Regions from separate parts of the Homo sapiens genome. Here regions 1 and 2 are each linked to region 3. Evidence: chromatin loops called from intact Hi-C (ENCODE). Cell type or tissue: heart right ventricle. All regions are shown on one strand. Each heading gives the region's core, and the rest is flanking DNA. Links, peaks and the distances in the headings are about the cores only.

The links. Hi-C counts contacts between places; a loop is a spot of excess contacts. Peaks named below come from ENCODE experiments on the same cell type or tissue, not always from the same donor. Only the 100,000 strongest peaks of a DNase experiment are listed, where the experiment ranks them.
Region 1: it touches region 3 in a loop (6-fold over the local background); 70 of 110 quality-filtered maps call a loop at or near these places.
Region 2: it touches region 3 in a loop (3-fold over the local background); 2 of 110 quality-filtered maps call a loop at or near these places.

Annotation. Positions count from the first base shown.
Region 1 is chr7:2,342,949-2,350,399 of GRCh38, forward strand. It overlaps a transcript of SNX8 not described here. Among named protein-coding and RNA genes, the nearest start is that of EIF3B, 8.2 kb to the right of the region's middle. In heart right ventricle, for the core only: a CTCF peak has its summit at 5,223; a DNase peak (open chromatin) is centred at 5,223; H3K27ac peaks cover 395 bases.
Region 2 is chr7:2,082,696-2,090,167 of GRCh38, forward strand. All of the region lies in intron 11 of MAD1L1 (mitotic arrest deficient 1 like 1), which reads right to left. It overlaps SNORA114 (small nucleolar RNA, H/ACA box 114), which reads right to left and starts at 6,357; the gene lies at 6,217-6,357. In heart right ventricle, for the core only: no CTCF peak of the experiment used is centred there; a DNase peak (open chromatin) is centred at 3,709.
Region 3 is chr7:1,576,422-1,583,893 of GRCh38, forward strand. It overlaps PSMG3-AS1 (PSMG3 antisense RNA 1), which reads left to right. Exons shown (of 5, transcript NR_027329.1): 4 at 6,741-6,848. Among named protein-coding and RNA genes, the nearest start is that of PSMG3-AS1, 10 kb to the left of the region's middle. RefSeq lists enhancers at 1-128, 129-951. In heart right ventricle, for the core only: CTCF peaks have their summits at 3,242 (motif pointing right) and 3,448; a DNase peak (open chromatin) is centred at 3,260.

The sequences.
Region 1 (7,451 bases), core at 2,452-7,451, 770 kb after region 3:
CCACCGGCTAATTTTTTTGTATTTTTAGTAGAGACGGGGTTTTACCGTATTGGTCAGGCTGGTCTTGAACTCCTGACCTTAGGTGATCCACCTGCCTCGACCTCCCAGACTGCTGGGATTACAGGTGTGAGCCACCACGCCTGGCCTGATTTTTGTATTTTTAGTAGAGGTGGGGGTTCACCATGTTGGCCAGGCTGGTCTCTAACTCCTGACCTCAAATAATCCACCCACCTTGGCCTCCCAAAGTGCTGGGATTACAGGCATGAGCCACCGCACCTGGCCTTGATAATTTTAAATATTAATTTGGCCATTTAGTATGACCAAACTGTATGATGAAAGAGACCATGAACAAAGATGCAAAGATGAGCCACACCCTGGGAAAAAATATTTTTAACATATACAAAGTTTAAAGACTAGAAGCCTGAACTTACAAAGAGCTCATACAGGCCGGGCATGGTGGCTCACGCCTGTAATCCCAGCACCTTGGGAGGCCGAGGCGGGCGGATCACGAGATCAGGAGATCGAGACGATCCTGGCTAACACGGTGAAACCCCGTCTCTACTAAAAATACAAAAAATTAGCCGGGTGTGGTGGCGTGCACCTGTAGTCCCAGCTGCTGGGGAGGCTGAGGCAGGAGAATGGCGTAAACCCGGGAGGCGGAGCTTGCAGTGAGCCAACATGGTGCCACTGCCCTCCAGCCTAGGCGACAGAGTAAGATCCAATCTCAATAAATAAATAAATAAAAGAAGATTATCTTCCCACTGTAGAAGGTAAAAATGCCAGATATGAGCCAAATGCAGTGGCTCACACCTGTAATCCTAGCACTTTGGGAGGCCAAAGGGGGCCGATCACTTGAGGTCGGGAGTTCAAGGCCAGCCTGACCAACATGGAGAAATCCTGTCTCTACTAAAAAATACAAAATTAGCCAGGCACAGTGGTGCAGGCACAGTGGTGCAGGCCTGTAATCCCAGCTACTCAGGAGGCTGAGGGAGGAGAATCGCTTGAACTGGGGAGGTGGAGGTTTCAGTGAGCTGAGATCCTGCCATTTCACTGCAGCCTGGGCAACAAGAGCAAAACTCCATCTCAAAAAAAAAAAAAAAAAAAAATTAGCCAGGTGTGGTGCCGTGCGCCTGTAGTCCCAGCTATTTGGGTGGCTGAGGCAGAAGGATTCCTTGAACCCAGGAGTTCAAGGCTGCAGTGAGCCATGATCACGTAATTGAGCCTGGGCGACAGAGCAAGACTCAGTCTCAAAAACAAGAAAAGGAAAATAAAAAGAAAATCCTAGTACTTTGGGAGGCCAAGGTGGGAAGATCGCTTGAGCTCAGGAGTTCAAGATCAGCCTGGGCAACATGGTAAGACCTCCTCTCTATTTTATTAAAAAAATTATAGACAGTGGCTCACACCTGTAATCCCAGCACTTTGGGAGGCCCAGACGGGCGGATCACGAGGTCAGGAGATCGAAACCATCCTGGCTGAGATGGTGAAACCCCGTCTCTACTAAAAATACAAAAAAATTAGCCGGGCGTGGTGGTGGGTGCCTGTAGTCCCAGCTACTTGGGAGGCTGAGGCAGGAGAATCTTGTGAACCTGGGAGGCGGAGGTAGCAGTGGGCCGAGATCGCGCCACTGCACTCCAGCCTGGGTGACAGAGCGAGACTCCAACTCAAAAAAAAAAAAAAAATTATAAAGTGGCTGGGTGTGGTGGCTCACACCTGTAATCCCAGCACTTTGGGACACTGAGGCAAGCAGATCATTTAAGTTCAGGATCATCTGAGGACAGCCTGGCCAACAGGATGAAACCGCATCTATACCAACAACACGAAAATTAGCCAGCTGGGCACGGCGGCTCACGCCTGTAATCCCAGCACTTTGGGAGGCTGAGGCAGGCGGATCACATGGTCAGGAGTTCGAGACCAGCTTGGCCTTTTAGATCCTTTTAATAATTTCATTTTCTGCTTGAATCAGACATCTACTTACATCAGAGAAATGCAAATTCAAACAACACGATACCCTTTCACGCACAGCAGATAGGAAGAAACAGCAATATTCCCACACTGCTGGAGGGAGTGTAAATTGGTACAGATACTTTGGAGAACAACTTGTTAATGTCTAATAAATTGGAATGCAGATATCCTGTGACCCGCAAATCCTACTTTTAGTCATATTCTCTAAACTATAGCTCATAGAGACAAGCATAAGAGTCTTCACTGTAATACTATTTATAACACTGAAAAAAACCAAAACAACCTACTTTTATACGAATGTGAAGTGAATAAGAAATTGTGATATATTCATGCAATGTATAAACTAGAACAGCATGTACAGAATGGATAGATCTTGAAAACATCATTGTGGGTGAAGAAAACTGCAGAAGGGTCTGTGGAGTGCAGCACGTCCATTTAAAGACGTAAATGAACCAAAGGGGACAAATAAAACTGAGGAAATCTGGCCAGGCACAGTGGCTCACATACTTGTAATCCCAGCACTTTGGGAGGCTGAGGCAGGCAGATCACCTGAGGTCAGGAGTTCAAGACCAGCCTGGCCCATGTGGAAAAAACCCCATCTCTACTAAAAATACAAAATTAGCCGGGCCTGCTGGCAGGCACCTGTAATCCCAGCTACTTGGGAGGCTGAGGCAGGAGAATCACTTGAACCCAGGAGGTGGAGGATGCAGTGAGCCAAGATCGTGCCACTACACACTCTAGCCTGGGCGAGACAGAGTGAGAATCCGTCCAAAAAAAAAAAAGAAGAAGAAATGTGAATAAGGTTGGTGGATTTTATTTGCGTCAACATTCTGGTTGTGATATTATTGTGTACTTCTGCATCATTAGAGGATACTGGGCAAAGGGTATTATTTCTTATTTTTGTTTTGTTTTTTGAGACGGAGTTTCACTCTTGTTGCCCAGGCTGAAGTGCAGTGGCAAGATCTCAGCTCACTGCAACTTCCACCTCCTGGGTTCAAGCGATTCTCCTACCTCAGCCTCCCGAGTAGCTGGGATTATAGGCACCCACCACCACTCCCAGCTAATTTTTGTATTTTTAGTAGAGACAGGGTTTCACCATGTTGGCCAGGCTGGTCTCGAACTCCTGACCTCAAGTGATCTGCCTGCTCAGCCTCCCAAAGTGCTGGGATTACAGGCGTGAGCCACCACACCCAGCCTATTTCTTATAATAGCATATGGGTCTACTATAAATCAATAAAAATACCAAACAATGAATACATTACTTACAGGTACATGATGGCTTCCTCTGAGGAACAGAGGAGAAAATATATTTTAGGAGAGGACTTGAGCCCAGAAGTTTGAGCTCACATAGTGAGACCCTGGTCTCTACAAAAAATAAAAAGAAAACTAGTTGGGTATGGTGGTGCATGCCTGTAGCCCCAGCTACTGGGGAGGCCGAAACAGGAGGGTTGCTTGAACCCAGGAGGTCAAGGCTGCTCTGAGCTGTGATTTCACCACTGCACTCCAGCCTGGCTGAAAGAGCAAGACTCTCAAAACGAAAAAAAAAAGGTGAGGCAGCCAGGCACGGTGGCTCACACCTGTAATCCCAGCACTTTGGGAGGCCGAGGTGGGAGGATCACGAGGTCAGGAGATCGAGACCATCCTGGCTAACACAGTGAAACCCCGTCTCTACTAAAATACAAAAAATTAGCCGGGCGTGGTGGTGGGCACCTGTAGTCCCAGCTACTTGGGAGGCTGAGGCAGGAGAATGGCGTGAACCTGGGAGGCGGAGCTTGCAGTGAGCTGAGATTGCGCCACTGCACTCCAGCCTGGGCTGGACTCCGTCTCAAAAAAAAAAAAAAAAAAAAAAACAGAAAAAAATTAGCCAAGTATGGTGGCTCACACCTGTAGCCACAAGTACTCAGGAGGCTGAGTTCAGAGGATCTCTTGAGCCTGGGAGGTGGAGGCTGCAGTGAGCCGAGATCACACCACTGTACGCCAGCCTGGGCGACAGAGATTGAGACTCCGTCTCAAAAAAAAAAAAAAAAAAAAGAAAAAAGGAATAGGGAAATAGGGAGCATCTGATTCCTGTCCATGCCTCACTCCTCTACATTTGAAGAAGCCAAGCATCATAGGGCAGAAAGTCAAATAAGTCTTTGAACAGGGTGTGTTGCTCACCTGTAATCCAGCCATGGGAGCCTGAGGTAGGAGAATTACTTGAGGCCAGAAGTTCAAGACCAGCTGGGGCAACATAGCTAGACACCCTCCGCCCCCACCATCTCCACAAAACAATAATAATAAGAGCCTTTGGGCTGGGCGCAGTGGCTCACGCCTGTAATCCCAGCACTTTGGGAGGCCGAGGCTGACGGATCACCTGAGGTCAGGAGTTTGAGACCAGCCTGGCTAACACGGCGAAACCTGTTTCTAATAAAAATACAAAAATTAGTCAGGCTTCGTGGTGGGCGCCTGTAGTCCTCAATCCTCAGGAGGCTGAGACAGGAGAATCGCTTGAACCTAGGAGGTGGAGATTGCAGGGAGCCAAGATAGCACCACTGCACTCCAGCTTGGGCGACAGAGCAAGATGCTGTCTCAAAAAAAAAAAAAAAAAAAGAAAAAAAAAAGAGCCTTTGGCTGAAGGCAGTAGGCGGCAGGGAAAACCAGGAGGAAACCAGCATGGTCAAACGAGACAGGGAAGTTCAGATGATTTGGGGCCACACTGGATTCTTTTTTTTTTTTTTTTTTGCTCATTTTATTTTCTTTTGCTTTGTTTTGTTGAGATGGAGTCTTGCTCTGTCACCCAGGCTGGAGTGCAGTGGTGTGATCTCGGCTCACTGCAACCTCCACCTCCCAGGTTGAAGCAATTCTCCTGTGTCAGCCTCCCAAGTAGCTGGAATTACAGGCGTGTGCCACCACAGCCAGCTAAGTTTTGTATTTTTAGTACATGGGGTTTCGCCATATTAGCCAGGCTGGTCTGGAACTCCTGACCTCAGGTGATCTGCCCGCTTCGGCCTCCCAGTGTTGAGATTACAGGCGTGAGCCACCACGCCTGGCCCACACTGGACCCTTTGAATCCATGGATGCCTCTTTGCGTCTCCAAGTGCCCTGCGAGATTGGACATAGACCGGTTTATGTAGAACATCCTGGAGAAATTACTGAGATACTGAGAAACTTGCTGGAGAGAAAGCTGCTTTTTCGGCTTCCTACTATGTAAGGAATTTAAAAAAGAAACTAAGTAAAAAAAGCAAGCCTAGTTCACACACTGAAAAGGGCGGGCTAAGATCGCCATCTGTAGGTGAATCGTTTCTTCTGCCAACTCGAATTCTGTCCACAGTTCCTGACACCTAAATGGGTCCAAGCTACCTAGCTCCCCCTCTAGCCTGCACGCTCCACCCAGGAAGGACAAGGCAGAGGCTCTGGCGAGTACAGTATCTTTTTCTTTTCTTTCTTTCTTTTTTTTTTTTTTTTTTTTGAGACAGAGTCTCGCTCTGTCGCCCAGGCTGGAGTGCAGTGGCGCGATCTCGGCTCACTGCAAGCTCCGCCTTCCGGGTTCACGCCATTCTCCTGCCTCAGCCTCCCGAGTAGCTGGGACTACAGGCGCCCGCCACCAGGCCCGGCTAATTTTTTTGTATTTTCAGTAGAGATGGGGTTTCACCGTGTTAGCCAGGATGGTCTTGATCTCCTGACCTTGTGATCCACCCGCCTCAGCCTCCCAAAGTGCTGGGATTACAGGCGTGAGCCACCGTGCCCGGCCCAGTATCTTTTTCAGGGTTACCCAGCCAGTGGCCAGGCGCGGTGGCTCACACCTGTAATTCCAGCACTCTGAGAGGCGGGCGGATCACCTGAGGTCAGGAGTTCAAGGCCAGCTGGCCAACATGGTAAAACCCCATCTCCACTAAAAATTAAAAAAAAAAAATTAGACGGGCATAGTGGTGTGCGCCTGTAATCTCAGCTACTGGGGAGGCTGAGGCAGAAGAATCATTTGAACCCGGGAGGCGGAGTTACAGTGAGCAGAGATTGTGCCACTGCACTCCAGCCTGGGCAACACAGTGAGACTCTGTCTCAAAAAAAAAAAAAAAAAAAAAAATAGGCTACCCACAAGTTAGCAAGAGAACTACAACCAAAAAATCATGACTTTCAATTTTTTTTTCTTTAAAAAAATTGTAAAAAAGCCTGGTGAGGTGGCTTACACCTGCAATACCAGCTACTCAGGAGGCTGAGGCAGGAGAACTGCTTGAACCTGGGAGGTGGAGGTTGCAGTGAGCCGAGATCACACCACTGCACTCCAGCCTGGGTGACAGAGTGAGGCTCCGTCTCAAAAACAAAAAAAAAAAAAGTAAAAAAAATGCGTAATATTATAGTAAAGTGTACATAACATAAAATGTACCATCTTAACCACGTTAAAGCATATGGTATATTGGCATAAAGCATGTTCACACTGACGCAGCCATCACCACCACTATCTCCCAAATTATTTTCCTTTTTTAAGTGTTATATTTTTAAATTTGTTATATTTTTAGTTTATTTTTTTCACCCTACCCCCTATATTTTTAATTTAACTTTTTTTTTTTTGAGACAGTTTATCACTCTGTCACTCAGGCTAGAGTGCAGTGGTGTGATCTCGGCTCACTGCAATCTCTACCCCCACCCCATGTTCAAGCGATTCTCCTGCCTCAGCCTCCCAAGAAGCTGGGACTACAGGAGCACGCCCCCACACACAACTAATTTTTTGTAAAGATGAGATTTCACCATGTTGTCTAGGCTGATGTTGAACTCCTGCCTTCAAGAGATCTGCCCACCTCAGCTCCCAAAGTGTTGGGATTACAGGCGTGAGCCACCGCGCCTGGCCAATTTAGCTTTTCTTAAGACAAGGTCTCACTCTGTTGCCCAGGCTGGAGTGCAGTGGCTCGATCCTGGCTCACTGCAGCCTCAACCTTCCAGGCTCAAGCTATCCTCCTGCCTCAGCCTCCTGTGACAGGTCCTGAATGTCCACAAACCCACCCAGGCTGGCCCATGGTGGACAGGTGGTGAGGTCAGAGTCTCAGTCCTCTCCAGCCCAGCATGAGGCTCCCAGGCTACACCCGGAGCCACCCCACTAGAGATCTCACCTGCCTGGGCCCTGGAAGGGTCACCCTGGATCTCTACCACCCGGTTCATGGCTCCCAGGCTCAGGGACTGGACACTTCCCGGCTCTGAACCTCTTCCTCAAAGACATGAAATCCCCACGCTCAGAACCTGGTTGGCCTACTTGGAAATACTTCTCATTCTGTTAAGATAAACCCACAGGAAAATAAAGGCACAGCTTTCCTACATTATCTCATCCAAACTCCCCCAAGCCTGCGAGGTAAGAAAACTGAGGCCTAGAGACGTTGAGGCTCTCTTGATAGCAAGGGAGGGGTTAGTCTCGGCCCAGTCTCCGGGCTCAGGCAGCCTCTCTCCCCAGCCAGGTCAGGCTTCCCCAAGGGGCCGTGTGGCGGAACATTTTTCATTTTCATAGTTATGAACCAATGTTA
Region 2 (7,472 bases), core at 1,525-6,524, 510 kb after region 3:
GATCTCTGTGGCGTCTCTCTTTGGAATCACCCGATAGCCCAATTAGCAGCTCTGAAGCTGAGGCTCTAGTGCCCATGACAATTGATGGAGCCCGGCGCCTGCACTCGGCCCAGCCTCCGCCCACGCCTGTGCGCCGCACGACCACTCCAGCTGCTTCAGCGCTACCTGGGTAATGAAGCACATTCGGCCTGTTTATTTTCCCATTGATTTTGCCATCCTTGACCCAAAGCACAGAAGTCAATACCCCGTTAGGTGTGGCACCTTCATGGGGCCTCTGCTGTCTCTCGCGCTGCAGGGAGAGCTCCCCTGCCCGTCAATCAGGAACGGGTGGCACAGGCCCCCAGGGGGAAGAGCCGTCCCTCCCTGCGCGTGACGTCCTGGGTACCCAGGGCTGACAGCCTCTAAACGCTGTCACTCGACCAATAAAGAAACATCTCCAAAGCATTCCCCGTGCTGAGTAACAAAACTTTAAGGAGAAAATGAGATTTTCGGAATTATTAGTTTCCCTTTCATTCCTTTCTAGCAGGAGCTGGAGAGAGGAAGGCACCCATTCGCCCATCACTGAGTCACCCGGCAGCTCATTTATGAACCTCGCTTCCTCCGTGCCGGGCGGGGGGCTTGGAGGGCTGACACTTGACTTGAGAAATGCCAGCTCTAAGCAGTTTATTTCCTCTTGAACTTTAAGAACTGACAAAGACAGGAATGACCTTTAAAAGGCAGGGTTAGTGCTTGTTGGAATCACTGAGCACTTCTTGGCTTACACAGCACGGAGAGGAGGTGCGGGGTGAGTGCCCCCAGTCTCGAGGCACGGCGCTCAGCACTCGGGCAGGTAAATCAGCGGAGAGGCCTCCAAGGTGGGTCAGTGGGTGGAGGCCAGCGCAGGGCGGGCTGTCGGGAGACTCCAGACGTAACAGACTGCAAGATGTCCCCCGTGGCCAAGATGGAAGAGGCAACGGCATCGGACGCTAGGAAGACCTGGGAGACCTGGGTTGAAACCCGGCCTCCGCCACTGACCTGCAGCAGGCTGTGTACCAAGAAGACCAACATTTCCTCCTCCCAGTTCTTCAGGGAAAAGCACGTGGGAAGAAACAGATCTGTTCCTGATACTGCAGGAGCGCCCGTTCCCATCTCCAGGACCTCCTGGTTGGTCACTGTGAGTGTCTGCTGGGCCCATCCTGTGGGCCGGCTGCAGGATGCTCCCAGTGATTCCAGCGCAGTCAGACCCTGGGGTGGGGAGGAGCTTGGGCAAGAAGGCACTGGGGAAGCGGGCGCAGACTGGGCATGGACCCCCACCCAGTGAAGGTCCGGTTTTCCACATGCACCCAACTCGGAGAAGAATGCTCACATCCGAGCCGCCATTCCCTTTCTCGCTATCAGTTAACCAGCGGCTTCCTCTGGACACCCGAAAGGCATTCCAAGGCAGCACTGCTGGCAGGGTGTGCGGTGGACACTCCGCAGGATCTGGAAGACTTGGGTCAAAATAATTCAGGAAACACAATGGAAGTTTCTGCGTATGTGTAGAAAAATAAAGCTCTGCTGTGCTGGTGAATACTGACTTCATTTCCTCAAAGTCCAGGGGGGACAGAAAGGGCCTGTCCACAGGTGTGGCCGGACCCGCCACAGAGACAGCCACGGGCAGCGCGAGGCCAGGAATGCCAAGGGCCATGACCTTCACTTGCTGGGAGCAGAGCACTGCAAGGGGGCAGAGCATGCGAGTGGCGCTGCCCGGGCAGGGTGATGCCAGAGAAGGCCCTGCGCCCACGCAGACGTGCCGGGGACGAGGGAGCAGGTACCTGTGCTCACGGAGGTCCCCAGGCTCTGGCAGGCCTGACTGCTGGAGAGCAGATTAGAGGCAGGAAACCCAGCTCAGTGCGGAGTCCTAGCCCAGAAAACCTACTTCCTGAGCCACGGTGGCGGCCACTGCAGCCGCCAGCACACCACTCAATGTGTCACCTACCGCCAGCTTGATCCCTGCATTGGAGAACCTCCCTCAGAACTTGCCTCGCACCTCTGGACATCTCCTGGAACGTCCTGATGTCCGGCCCCAGATAACCCTGGGAGCCACCAGAGCCAGACTGGGGCAGGGAGGAGAAAAAGGAAGGAGCCGTGACAAATACAGGGCCAAGCACGGGGGCAGGAGGGTGCTCCCAACCCTCCAGGTGAAGAGCCTGCGACTCTGTAGCCTTGTAGAGTAAGAAACTCGCCACATGTGGGTAAAAGAGACCTTATCATTGCCGTCATCGTTTCCTGAACATACATCGTCACGTTTATGTGTTTCCCACCACCCCAAGCCAAGGACTATCATCATGTCCTTTACAGACGAGATGGCCCAGCTGAGAAGACATCAGAGAGCCTGCTAAAGGGCCAGCAGTCAGTGATGAGCAAGAATTCAACGCCGGTCTTGCTCAGTCCTGACAGTGACTACACTGTTCGTTACTGCAGCTCACATGCTAGCCACGGGTCTCAGAACCGTAACTCCACGCTCACCTCAAGCACCCACTGTGTATCAGCCACCATTCCAGGCAAAGCAGACACAATGGTGACTGTCCTCAAAGAAGCTCAAAGGTAGAAAAGGTTAACAAAAGACAAGTGTAACGGAGCAAGTAACGGTGCCTGCTAACAAGCTCCACCCTCCCACCTCACCGTGTGGTCTGTCTCCCCGCCGCACAGCCACGCAGTACACACCCCAGGAGAGCAGCGCATGTAGCTGTCCCTGCCTGCAGCCGCCATTGCCTCTCGGCCACCTGGTTCTCCCAGGGCAGTGGCCACTCTGATATTTCTGCCCACAGTGAGCACATGAGGCCACGGCAGTGTCTCAGGAATGCCCTGCTTTGAGTTCGGGACTTTGCCTATTCTGGGCACTTCATATTAATGTCATCATACAGGTGGTGGCCTTTCATACTGTTGAATTGACTTGGCATCATGTCTTCAAGGCCAGTCCCTGCTGCAGCATACATCAGCCTCCATCTCTTATGGCTCAATAACTCCTCGCTGGGTGGACAGCCGTGTTGTTTTTAGTCACAGCTGAGGGGCATTTGGGTTGGCCCCATCTCTTGGCTACTATGAGCAATGCTGCTATGAACGATGACACGAGTGTTCGTGCAAACATGTTATCAATTCTCTTGGGTGCGCACTTAGAAGGGAAGTTGCTGGGTCATCCAGTGACCGCCTAACCTCTGAAGACCCACTGGACGCTCACGGCAGATGCAGCTTCACAGGACCACCAGGTGCGTACGAGGGCGCCGACTGCCCACTCCCGCCAACTTCACAGGCCCATCAGGCATGTATGAAGGCCTGGAGGATGGTGAGACCCATCACCTCCGTGCGCAGCTCCACCTACCCCCAGGAATCCCACCCTGCCCGGGAGGACTCCACGCTGCGGGGGAGGACGGCAAGACCCGTCACCTCCCTCCCTCCTGGCCAGCAGCCCCAAGGAGCTCCTAAAGACAAGCAACTGAGCTCCTAAGGATGAGCCCCTCCCTCCCCACAGGCCCAGTGAGGACAAGATGCCTGGTAGGGAAGAAGCTCAGATTCTCCGTCCTCCTCCCCAAAATGCATCCCATCCAAAGGAAGGTGCAGCTCAACAACTCAGCACTGGGTAACGCATCACTGAAGCACAGGCACGCCCTCGCTCACACCACAGCCACAAAACCTGCCAAGTCCTTATGGCATGGTAATTAGGGGAAGTGCTGCCAGTGACCTTTAATTGGAGGCTCCAGACAGGTCAGTCAGTCAGTGCCAAGGAGCACGACAGAGACAGCACAGCCGGCTGGGGACGGAGCCACACACGGCCTCTGCCCATGGGAAAGCCGTAAACGCTGCAGGCAGGGAGACAGGCCAGCCACAATTGCTCTTTTTCTTTTTTTTTCTTTTTGGAGACAAAGTCTCGTTCTTGTCCCCCAGAGCTGGAGTGCAATGGCACGCTCTCGGCTCACTGCAACCTCCGCCTCCCAGGTTCAAGCAATTCTGCCTCAGCCTCCAGAGTAGCTGGGATTACAGTTGCCTGCCACCACACCCAGCTAATTTTTTTTGTATTTTCAGTAGAGACAGGGTTTCACTGTGTTGGCCAGGCTGGTCTCGAACTCTTGACCTCAGTTGATCCACCTGCCTCGGCCTCCCAAATTGCTGGGATTACAGGCATGAGCCACCGCGCCCAGCACAATTGCTGTTATCTTCTGCGACTAAAAGCAAGGGTGGCAGAGAAATCACGTGCAGGAAGACGGGAGATGTGGCCAGGAATCCTAAGAGTTACAAGCTGAGTTCAGGAAAAAGTTTTAAAACAAGAAAAAGCAACATCACTTTGAGAAGAGCATGGAGGAGGTGGTGGTCATGCATGGAGAAACTGGGCTTCAAACCTCATGGAAGCTCTTCTCTTTAAAAACGTACCCACATGGCTGCTGGCGGCAGGGGAAGAGCGCTGTGACCAAGGGGAGGCAGGAGAAACTCTTAGGGTGATGGAACTGAATCATGGCTGTGGTGGGGGATGCTCAGTGCAACTGTCAAGACCCACAGAGCCACACACCTCAAAGTGAATTTTACTACCAATAAATAATCGGGAAATGGACCAGGCATGGTGGTTCATGCCTGTAACTCCAGCACTTCGGGAGGGTGAGGCGGACAGATCACTTGAGGTCAGGAGTTCAAGACCAGCCTGACCAACATGGCGAAACCCTGTCTCTACTAAGAATACAAAAATTAGCCAGGCCTGGTGGCGCGCGCCTGTAATCTCAGCTACTCATGAGGCTGAGGCACGATAATCACTTGAACCCGGGAAATGGAGGTTGCAGTGAGCCGAGATCGCACCACTGCACTCCAGCCTGGGCAACAGTGTGAGACTCCGTCTTGAAAATAATATTATTAATACTACTACTAATCAGGAAATGGAGAAGCCCAAATGGAATACAACTGTTGAAGGCAGCTTCTATACCACAGTCTGCACAGCTCCACTGACCCAGGCCTGGCAGGGCGGACCTCTCCTGCCTGTGCCGATCGCAAAGGAACAGTGGTACTTGGGAAGAGACAGGATCCTCTTTGTTGTAAAAGGAATGATGTCCCATGGCCAGGAGCAGGGACTGGGGAGCTGAAAGAAAGCTAGCGCCAACTGTATGTTTAGAGAGATCCTGCCTGTCCACAGAGAACAGCTTCATGGAACACCGTAGGCGCCCCTTAGCATCCAAGACAGCACGGCGCTAGCAGCTGAAGGGAAAACCACAACAGCGTGTGGGGAGAGGAAACAGAATTCAACAGCCGGTGCCTCTGAGAAGATCCAGTGAAACTCAGCAAAGCTGCCACTTCCCCTCTCACAGCTAACTGGATCCGTTTCCCAGCAGATCGAGGCTTGAGGCTCTAGGAGAGTTAGAGAAGAAGAAGACTGGGACTCGGACCACACTGACTTCTCCCCTTTAAAAGTCTACACACAAAGCACCCGCACAGGCTGAGTGGAAATATGGGGGCCCACGTGCATGGCCACAGAACAGTGGACGAGGTCGGGCAGCAAAGCGACCTTGGATCACACATCGCGCCTCTTCACGCCTCCTCACACCCCTGCCTGAAACCTGCCGACGGGCCTGTTGCCGCTGGAACACAATCCAGGCCCCCATCACAGGCTGCGCCATCTGGTTACCAGCACGGTGGTCTCGTGCTACCCTGGTTCCGTGTCGGCGCCAGCCCTCCAACCTTCTGGCCCACACTGAGCCACCTATTCCCACCACAGCCCCCGCCCCGCTCCGTCCCACCATGGCAGTCTGAGCTCCACTGAACCCCAGAGAGGCTCCCCGCTTGCCTCCAGGGAACACCGCCCCAGCCTCGAGTGCCACCATGACAGCTCTGGAGCTGCCACTGCACGTGCACATCCATCTCCCTGGGAGGCCGGGGAGATCAGGACGGTGTGGCACAGCCTGGGGCACTCCCAGCACTCAGCAGTGGCCATGAGCGAGAGGCAGCAAGGGGACGGGTGGAGGGAGTGCCATCTGTCACACTCCATGCAGCTCTTCAGCCTGAAGGAAGGACACCGACGGAGCCGGGCCATCTCTCAAGTACAACCTAGACGCCCTCAACTCCATTTCCTGGGTGCCCCAAAGCACACACCAGATTCTCACCAGCAGTGAAGCCAAGTCCAGGGTCCACAGAGGAGTTGTGAAGGTTCACACAGGGCTGGTGCTCACCCTCTGCCACCGACCCGCACGCCTCCCACACAAGCTGCCAGGCCCACGGTGGGGGTTGTGCCTGCAGAAGGCCTCCGAGCCACGCATGCAGGCGCCTCACCCGGTGGCTGCCATGAGCCAGGACAGGCTATTCATTCTGCCCCACTCCACTGATGGCCTGAAGGTCACCAAGTTCAGGTCAAAGCAGGCAGGGATGGGTGTGCTTTGACAGGGAGAGCGGCTCACACGGCCGACTCGGGCCCTGCTGTGCAGCTTCCTCGAGACCACGCAAACAGGCAAGGAGAAGGCAGCCACGGAGACACAGCTCTCTGTGGCCAGTCCCAGGCACAGTGGAGGCCACAGCCAAGGTGATATGGTTTGGCTGCGTCCCCGTGGAAATCCTAACTGGAATTGCATCTCCCAGAATTCCCACAGGCTGTGGGAGGGACCCAGGGGGAGGTAACTGAATCATGGGGGCCCGTCTTTCCCATGCTATTCTCGTGATAGTGAATAAGACTCACGAGATCGGATGGGTTTATCCAGGCTTTCCACTTTTGCTTCTTCCTCATTTTCTCTTGCTACCACCATGTAAGAAGAGCCTTTTGCCTCCCACCATGATTCGGAGCCCTCCACAGCCATGTGGAACCATAAGTCCAATTAAACCTTTTTGTATTTCCAGTTTCAGGTATGTATCAGCAGCATGAAAACAGACTAATACACAGGGAAAGCAACCAAGCCCCAACACCTGTCCCTGGGGCCCACCGCACACGCCCACCCATCACGTGCATCGTGTTTAATCACACTTCCAATACCTGTCCCCGGGGCCCACCCCACACGCCCACCCCATCACGTGCATCGTGTTTAATCACACTTCCAACACCTGTCCCCGGGGCCCACCCCATCACGTGCATCGTGTTTAATCACACTTCCAAGTGCACACCTTCTAAAGGAACGGGCTTCCAAAACAAAGTGTCCAATAATCATGCTGTTCTGACATCCATCTCGAAGGCCAGGCTTAATTAAGGCCAGGCTAACACACACCTGCCATGAGATCAGAGTGGGCTGAAGGGCTGCTCTCCCCAGACCTTTCGAGCTGCAGAAGGAGCTCCGGCCAGGGACAGGGAACACCAACCCTAGTGATGTTGGTTTGCTACCAGCTATGCAACGAAAGCTTTGAGGGCAGGCGGACAAGGAAGAGTGACAGGAAACGGCAGGTTCCCTTGTCAGGAATGGCATGGTCGTGTTTAACTTCATTAGGAAGAAGTCATTCACCGCCAGGGACTCCTCACCAAACACATCCAAATGGTCGGTAAGGGGCCTCAAAGGCTA
Region 3 (7,472 bases), core at 1,305-6,304:
TGGGAGGCTGCACTCAGACTGTGAAAGGCTTTTGCAAACCCAAACGGCTGTCATTCTGTAAGTCAAGTTACAACTGATAGCCACAGGGGATACTGCTCAATGCACCTCTGACAGCTAACAAAAAACAGAATGCAAATTCAAGCTAAAGATAAGGCTGGGCGTGGTGGCCCACGCCTGCAGACGTAGCTACTTGGGAGGCTGAGTTGGGAGGATCACTTGAAGCCAGGAGTTTGAGGCCACCCTGGGCAACATAGCAAGACCCTGTCTCTACAAAAAATAAATAAATCAGCTGGGCGTGGTGAGATGCACCTGTAATTCCAGCTACTTGGGAGGCTGAGGTAAGAGGATCGCTTAAGCCCAGGGGTCCGAGGCTGCAGCGAGCTATGATCATGCCACTGCACTCCAGCCTGGGTGACAGGAAAGTAAAGGAATAAAAGGGTGGCTACTCCCATAGGCAGAGCTTCCCTGGGTGCTGCTGACTGGCTATTGTTAGGGTTATTTCTTGATCACATGCTATACAAAGGGCTGAATTATTCATGCATTTTCTGGAAAAGAGGTGAGGAATTCCAAGAACTGAGGCTTCCTCACCTTTTTAGACCATGTTGGGTAACTTTTCGACGTTGCCATGGCATTTGTAAACGGTCATGGCACTGGTGGAAGTGTCTTTTCACATGTTAATGGATTATAATTAGCATGTAATGAGCAGTGAGGACGACCAGAGGTCGCTTTCCTCGCCATCTTGGATTTGGTGGGTTTCGGCTGGCTTCTCTACCACACTCTGTTTTATCAGTGGGGTCTTTGTGACCTGTGTCTTCTGAAACCCGTCCTGCTACCTCCTATCTCAGAGTCATGTAGTGTGTGTAGCCTTTCCTGATTGGCTTCTCCTATTGAAGATACTAATTCAACCAGGTTGTTGCCCACATCAGTAATTAATCTCTTTTTTTTTGCTGGGTAGTATAGTCTATTGTCTGGATGCACCACCGTTTATTTATCCATTCTTCTATTGAAGACATTTGGGTTATATCCAGCTTGGTCCACTATGAATAAAGCCACCATTGACCTTCATGTACAGGTGTTTGCGAGAACATAAATGTTCACTTCTCTTGGGAAATACTTGGGAGTGGGATTGCTAAGTAGCATGGCAGATACGTGCTTAATTCTAGAAGCTTCCAAGCTGCTCTCCAAAGTGTCTGCACCACTGTGCATTCCCTCCAGCAGTGCAGGCACGTCTCAGTTGCTCTGTATTCCTGCCGAACAGACATCTGTCCATCCATCCACCCATCCATCCATCCGCTCATCCATCCATCCATCCATCCATCCATCCACTCATCCATCCATCCACCCACCCATCCATCCGCTCATCCATCCATCCATCCGTCCATTCATCCATCCACTCACCCATGCATTCAGTCATCTATCCATCCATTCACCCATCTATCCATCCACCCACCCATCCATCCACTCATCCATCCACCCATCCATCCATCCACCCACCCATCCACTCATCCATCCATCCACCCACCCATCCATCCATTCAGTCATCTATCCATCCATTCACCCATCTATCCATCCACCCACCCATCCATCCACTCATCCATCCACCCATCCATCCATCCACCCACCCATCCATCTGCTCACCCGTCCATCCATCCATCCATCCATCTACCCACCCATCCATCCATTCATCCACCCATCCATCCACTCATCCATCCATCCACCTACCCATCTGTCCACTCATCCATCCGTCCACCCACCCATCCATCCACCCACCCATCTGTCTGCTCATCCATCCACCCACCCATCCATCCACTCATCCATCCATCCACTTATCCACCCACCCGTCCATCTGCTTATCCATCCATCCATCCATCCACCCGTCCATTCATCCATCCACTCACCCATGCATTCACTCATCTATCCATCCATTCACCCATCTATCCATCCACCCACCCATCCATCCATTCATCCATCCATCCACCCACCCACCCATCCATCCATCCACCCACCCATCCATCCACTCATCCATCCATCCATCCACTCATCCACCCACCCATCCATCTGCTCATCCATCCATCCATCCACCCGTCCATTCATCCATCCACTCACCCATGCATTCACTCATCTATCCATCCATTCACCCATCTATCCATCCACCCACCCATCCATCCGCTCATCCATCCATCCATCCACCCGTCAATTCATCCATCCATCCACTCACCCATCCATCCGCTCATCCATTCATGTATTCACTCATCCACTCATTCATCCATCCGATCATCCATTCATGTATTCACTCATCCACTCATTCATCCATTTACTCACCCATGCATTCACTCATCCATCCATCCACCCACACATCCATCCATTCATCCATCCATCCACTCACCCATCCATCCATTCATCCATCCATCCATCCGTAAGAGAAGTGTTTGCTTGGTCATTCACTCGATGAGCATTTTCTGCTGGAAGCTGATCCAAGGCCCCCTGCTACCACCCCCATGAAGATATAAGACAGACAATAAACAAATGCCTGCAGGTCAAGGCAGAGCCAGGAAAAGCAGAAATGACCCTACTGCCAACAAGTAGAACAGGAAGTAATTTCAAAGAGATTTGAAAGGAAGGAGAAAATGCTCCCCTACGAAGACAGCTGAAAAAAAGAATGAGATGGGCCCGTAAGCAAAGACCTCCTGGAAATACAGGACCTCCTGCCTGGTGGAGAAGGCCAGCAGTGATGCCGTGTCACCAAGGTCGACTGGGGTGGTGGGGCAGAATTAGGTGGGACTTCCAGCTTTCAACATCCACACATATTCTATATGAATTTTTTATAGTTGACATTTTTGTTGTTTTTTGTTTTGTTTTCCACAGGGTCTTGCTCCGTCGCCCAGTCTGGAGTGCAGTGGCAAGATCTCTGCTCAGTGCAGCCTTGAACTCTCAGGCTCAAGAAATCTTCCCGCCTCAGCCTCCCAAAGTGCTGGGATTACAGGTGTGAGCCACTGTGCCCGGCTATAGCTAACATTTTATTTTTACAACCAAAAAAGAAATAAAAAGGGAAAATAAGGAAAAATACTTGCAGTAGTTGTAGCCAGGGAGGTTAGCGTTGGACAGACACACCTGTGAGCCACAGGTGCACCCCAGGAGGGGATTTGAGCGGGGTCCTGGCAGGAATGAGGGCAGGAAGGAGGAGCGACTGGACTGTCTCCAGCCACTGGGAAGCCGCGTCAGGAGGGCATGTTTCCAGTGAACGCCTCTGGGGGGCAGCAGAGGCCACAGAACGCTCCTGTGCAGCGCTGGGGCTGGGCTGGGGCTGGGTCCAGAGTTGGGGAGGGAGGGAGGTGTCTTATTCTCCTCACTCTCTGGTTGGGGGAGGGAGGTCCTCCTCCTCCTCTCCGAAATTATGCATCTTCCTAGGAGGCCAGGAGCCAGTTCATCCCTCTGTCTCTCTCTGTCTCTTTCTCTCTGTCTCTGTCTCTCTCAGCCTGTTTCTCTTTGTCTGACGGTCTCTCTCTGTCTGTTTCTGTCTGTCTGGGTCTTTCTCTTCTCTTTCTCTGCCTACCTCTCTGTCTGTCTGTCTGTGTGCCACTCTCTGTCTCTTTCCTCTCTCTTGGTCTCTTTTTCTTTGTCCGTCTGCCTGTCTGTCTCCATGTGTCTATTTGTCTGTCTGTCTCTGCATCTCTGTCTATGTCTGTCTCTGTCTCTCTTTCTCTTGGTCTGTCTGTCTGTCTCTGTCTCTCTCATTTCTGTCTCTCTTGGTCTGTCTGTCTGTCTCTGCATCTCTGTCTGTGTCTGTCTCTCTCTCTTTCTCCATCTGTCTGTCTGCCTGTCTCCTTCTGTCTCCCATGGCCTGCCTGTCTCTGTCTCTCTGTCTGTCTCTGTCTCTCTGGTTTCTATCTCTCTTGGTCTGTCTCTTTCTCTGCCAGCGTGCCTGTCTGTGTGTGTCTCTCTGTCTCTTTCTCTCACGGTCTGTCTCTGTTGGTTTCTCCGTTTGTCTGTCTACCTATTTCTTTCTGTCTCCTTTGGTCTGTCTGCTGTGCATCTGTCTCTGTCTCTGTCTCCTTTTCTCTCTCTCTCTCTCTGTCTTTCTCTTATCTGGGTCCCTCTCTCCCCATCCAGTCAGCTAATGACAAAGCACTTTGTCTTTGGAAGGTGTTGGCATCTGTAATTGACGTCACAGGCACCTGCTGAGCCTGACCCCGTGCTGGCTCTGCAGAGGTAGCCAGGACACAGGCCCAGCCCGCAGTCCTCTGGGGAGACGGGCCAGGCGCACGCAGGTAGAGGATTATAAATCAGACAAGGACATGACTGTTCAGAATCGGGCCCGGGGAGACAGAAGCTGGAATAGACTGTCAAGGCCATAACAGAAGCGCAGGGCCTGTGTGTGCCGGTGCCGGGTCCTCTGCAGTTGCTGTTATTGGGCCTCAGCCTCAGCTCTGACCTTCCTGGTAGCCCTAGAGAAAAGGGAAACGAGACCGGGCAGCCAGGTTCCTGACTCCCTGTCCTGGGCAAGGAGCCTCCCGGCTGCTCCGCGAAAGCGCCGTGTTCTGAGCTGCTCACAGCCCTGCGGCTCTCTCTGGGGCTTTCTGAGGGTCTCTCTGGTGTCAGGGCAGTGCATGGGCACTCTGTCCAGCACATGTGTGGCAGGCTCACGCTCTTCTCCTGGGACATAGCTCCAAAGGACAGGGCGTTAGGATGGGAGGTGGCCCAGGGACCCCGCCTCCCCCAGGGCCAGGTCTGGGGGCTCCTGGCTGGGATGGTGTTTTATTTTCTTCTATTTTTAACTTAAAAAATGACGATATAAGCACTGCATGTGGTGGCTCACACTTGGAATCTCAACACTTGGGGAGGCCAAGGTAGACAAATTGCTTGAGCCTAGGAGATCAATACCAGCCTGGGCAACATTGCAAGACCCTGTCTCTACAAAAAATTTAAAAATTAGCCTGGTGTGGTGTCATGCTCCTGTGGTCCCAGCTACTAGGGAGGCTGAGGCATGAGAATCGCTTGGGCCCAGGAGGTTGAGGCTGCAGCGAGCTATGATTGCACCGCTGCACCCCAGCCTGGGTGACAGAGCCAGACAGACTGTGTCTCTTAAAAAAAAAAAAAAGTTTTACTTTGCATACAGTAAAATGCACTCCTTTCGTGTTTTGTTCTGTGAGTTTTGACAAATGCAGACCATCTTACAGCCATAACCATGACTGAGACCAGCCTGGCTAACACAGTGAAACCTCATCTCTACTAAAATACAAAAATTAGCTGGGCATAGTGGCGGGCACCTGTAATCCCAGCTACTCGGGAGGCTGAGTCAGGAGAATCGCTTGAACCTGGGAGGCGGAGGTTGCAGTGAGCCAAGATTGCACCACCGCACTCCAGCCTGGGCGACAGAGCGAGACTCTGATGCAAAACAAAAACAAACAAACAAAGACCCCAAACCAACGACGTCCTCCCCCAATCCCCTCACCGTCTTTTGCCGTCAGCCCTCTGCCCGCTGAAGCCCTGACCCGCTCCCTGCCTTGTCTCCAGAATGTCGCCCATGTGAGATTGTACATCAAGTGCCAGCTTGACTTTGGTGGGGGTGAGCTGTACACGTGTGTTACCAGCACATATGTGTAAGTGTGTGCGGCTGTGAGCATGGAAACCTGTGCATATGTGGTGTGTTCGTGGAGGGGCTGTGGGACCTGAGGACTCACCACTGTGTGGCTGGGACCAGCTCTGTCCCTGCCTCTCCGGTCCCTCTGGCCCCTCTGTGCCCACCTGGTCACTGCATTCACCTACACATGCAGCCTCAGCTCCTCCCGTGGTCTCCCTGCTCTTGCCTTTGTTCCTGAGGGAAGCCTGTGGACCCTGTGCCCAACCCATTGTCCATCTTCCTGACTGTCTCTCCTGGTCCATGAGCCGAACACTTTTTATCTTCTTTTTTTTTTTTTAAAGACAGAGTCTCATTCTGTCGCCCAGGGTGTGGTGCACTGATGCGATCTCACCTCACTGCAACCTCCACCTCCCGGGTTCAAGCGATTCTTCTGCCTCACCCTCCCAAGTAGCAGGGATTACAGGCGTACACCACCACGCCTGGCTAATTTTTGTATTTTTAGTGGAGACAGGGTTTTGCCATATTGGTCAGGCTGGTCTCAAACTCCTGACCTCGAGTGATCCACCCGCCTCGGCCTCTCAAAGTGCTGGGATTATAGGCCACCACGCCCATCCTATTTTAATTTTTCTTTTTCTTTCTTTTTTTTTTTTTGACAAAGTCTTGCTCTGTCACCCAGGCTGGAGTGCAGTGGTGCGATCTCAGCTCACTGCAACCTCCGCCTCCCCGGTTCAAGCGATTCTCCTGCCTCAGCCTTCCGAGTAGCTGGGACTACAGGCGCGCACCACCACGCCTGGGTAATTTTTTGTATTTTTAGTAGAGACAGGGTTTCACCGTGTTAGCCAGGATGGTCTCGATCTCCTTACCTCATGGTCTGCCCGTCTTGGTCTCCCAAAGTGCTGGGATTACAGGCAAGAGCCACTGCGCCCAGCCTTTAATTTTTGATCGCAGTAAAATGCACATCACAGAAAATCAGCATCATGACCACGTCCCACTGCAGAGGTCAGTGGCACTCAACACATTTACATTGCTGTGCAACCCTCAGCACCTGTCTCCAGAGCTCTTTCATCTCCCCAAACTGAAACTCTGCCCCCATGAAACCCTCACTCTCCATCCCCCCTGTGACCCCCGGCACCCACCGTTCTGTTTTCTGTCTCTGCAGATTCGATTGCTGTAGGGACCCCGTGGGTGTGGAATCAGACAGTATTGGTCCTTTCATGACTGGCTTATTTCACAAAACCCGATGCCGTCGAGGTCCATCCATGCTGAGGCAGGTGTCTGACTCCCTTCACTCTGTTTGGCTGAGCAGTATCCCATGGTGTGGATTCCCGTGGTGTGGATTCCCGTGGTGTGGATTCCCGTGGTGTGGATGGAGCACACTGTGCTCATTCACTTGCCTGTCGGTGGGCACGTGGGCAGCTCCCATCTCTCAGCTCCTGTGAATAACGTCTGTGGGAACGTGGGTGAGCACCTGCCTCTCAGATCCTGCTTTCAATCCTTTTGGGTGGGGGCTGGGCACGGTGGTTCACGCCCGTCATCCCAGCACTTTGGGAGGCCAAGGAGGGTGGATCACCTGAGGTCAAGAGTTTGAGACCAGCCTGACCAACATGGTGAAACCCTGTCTCTACTAAAAACAAAACAAAAAAAATTAGCTGGACATGGTGGCAGGCACCTGTCACCCCAGCTACTCAGGAGGCTGAGGCAGGAGGATCTCTTGAACCTGGGAGGTGGAGGCTGCAGCGAGCCGAGATCTCGCCATTGCACTTCAGCCTGGGAGACAGAGTGAGCCGCCATCTTAAAACAACAACAACAAATTAATCCTTTTGGGTTTTTTTTTTTTTTTTTTTTGAGACTGAGTTTCACTCTTGTTGCCCAGGCTGGAGTGCAATGGCAC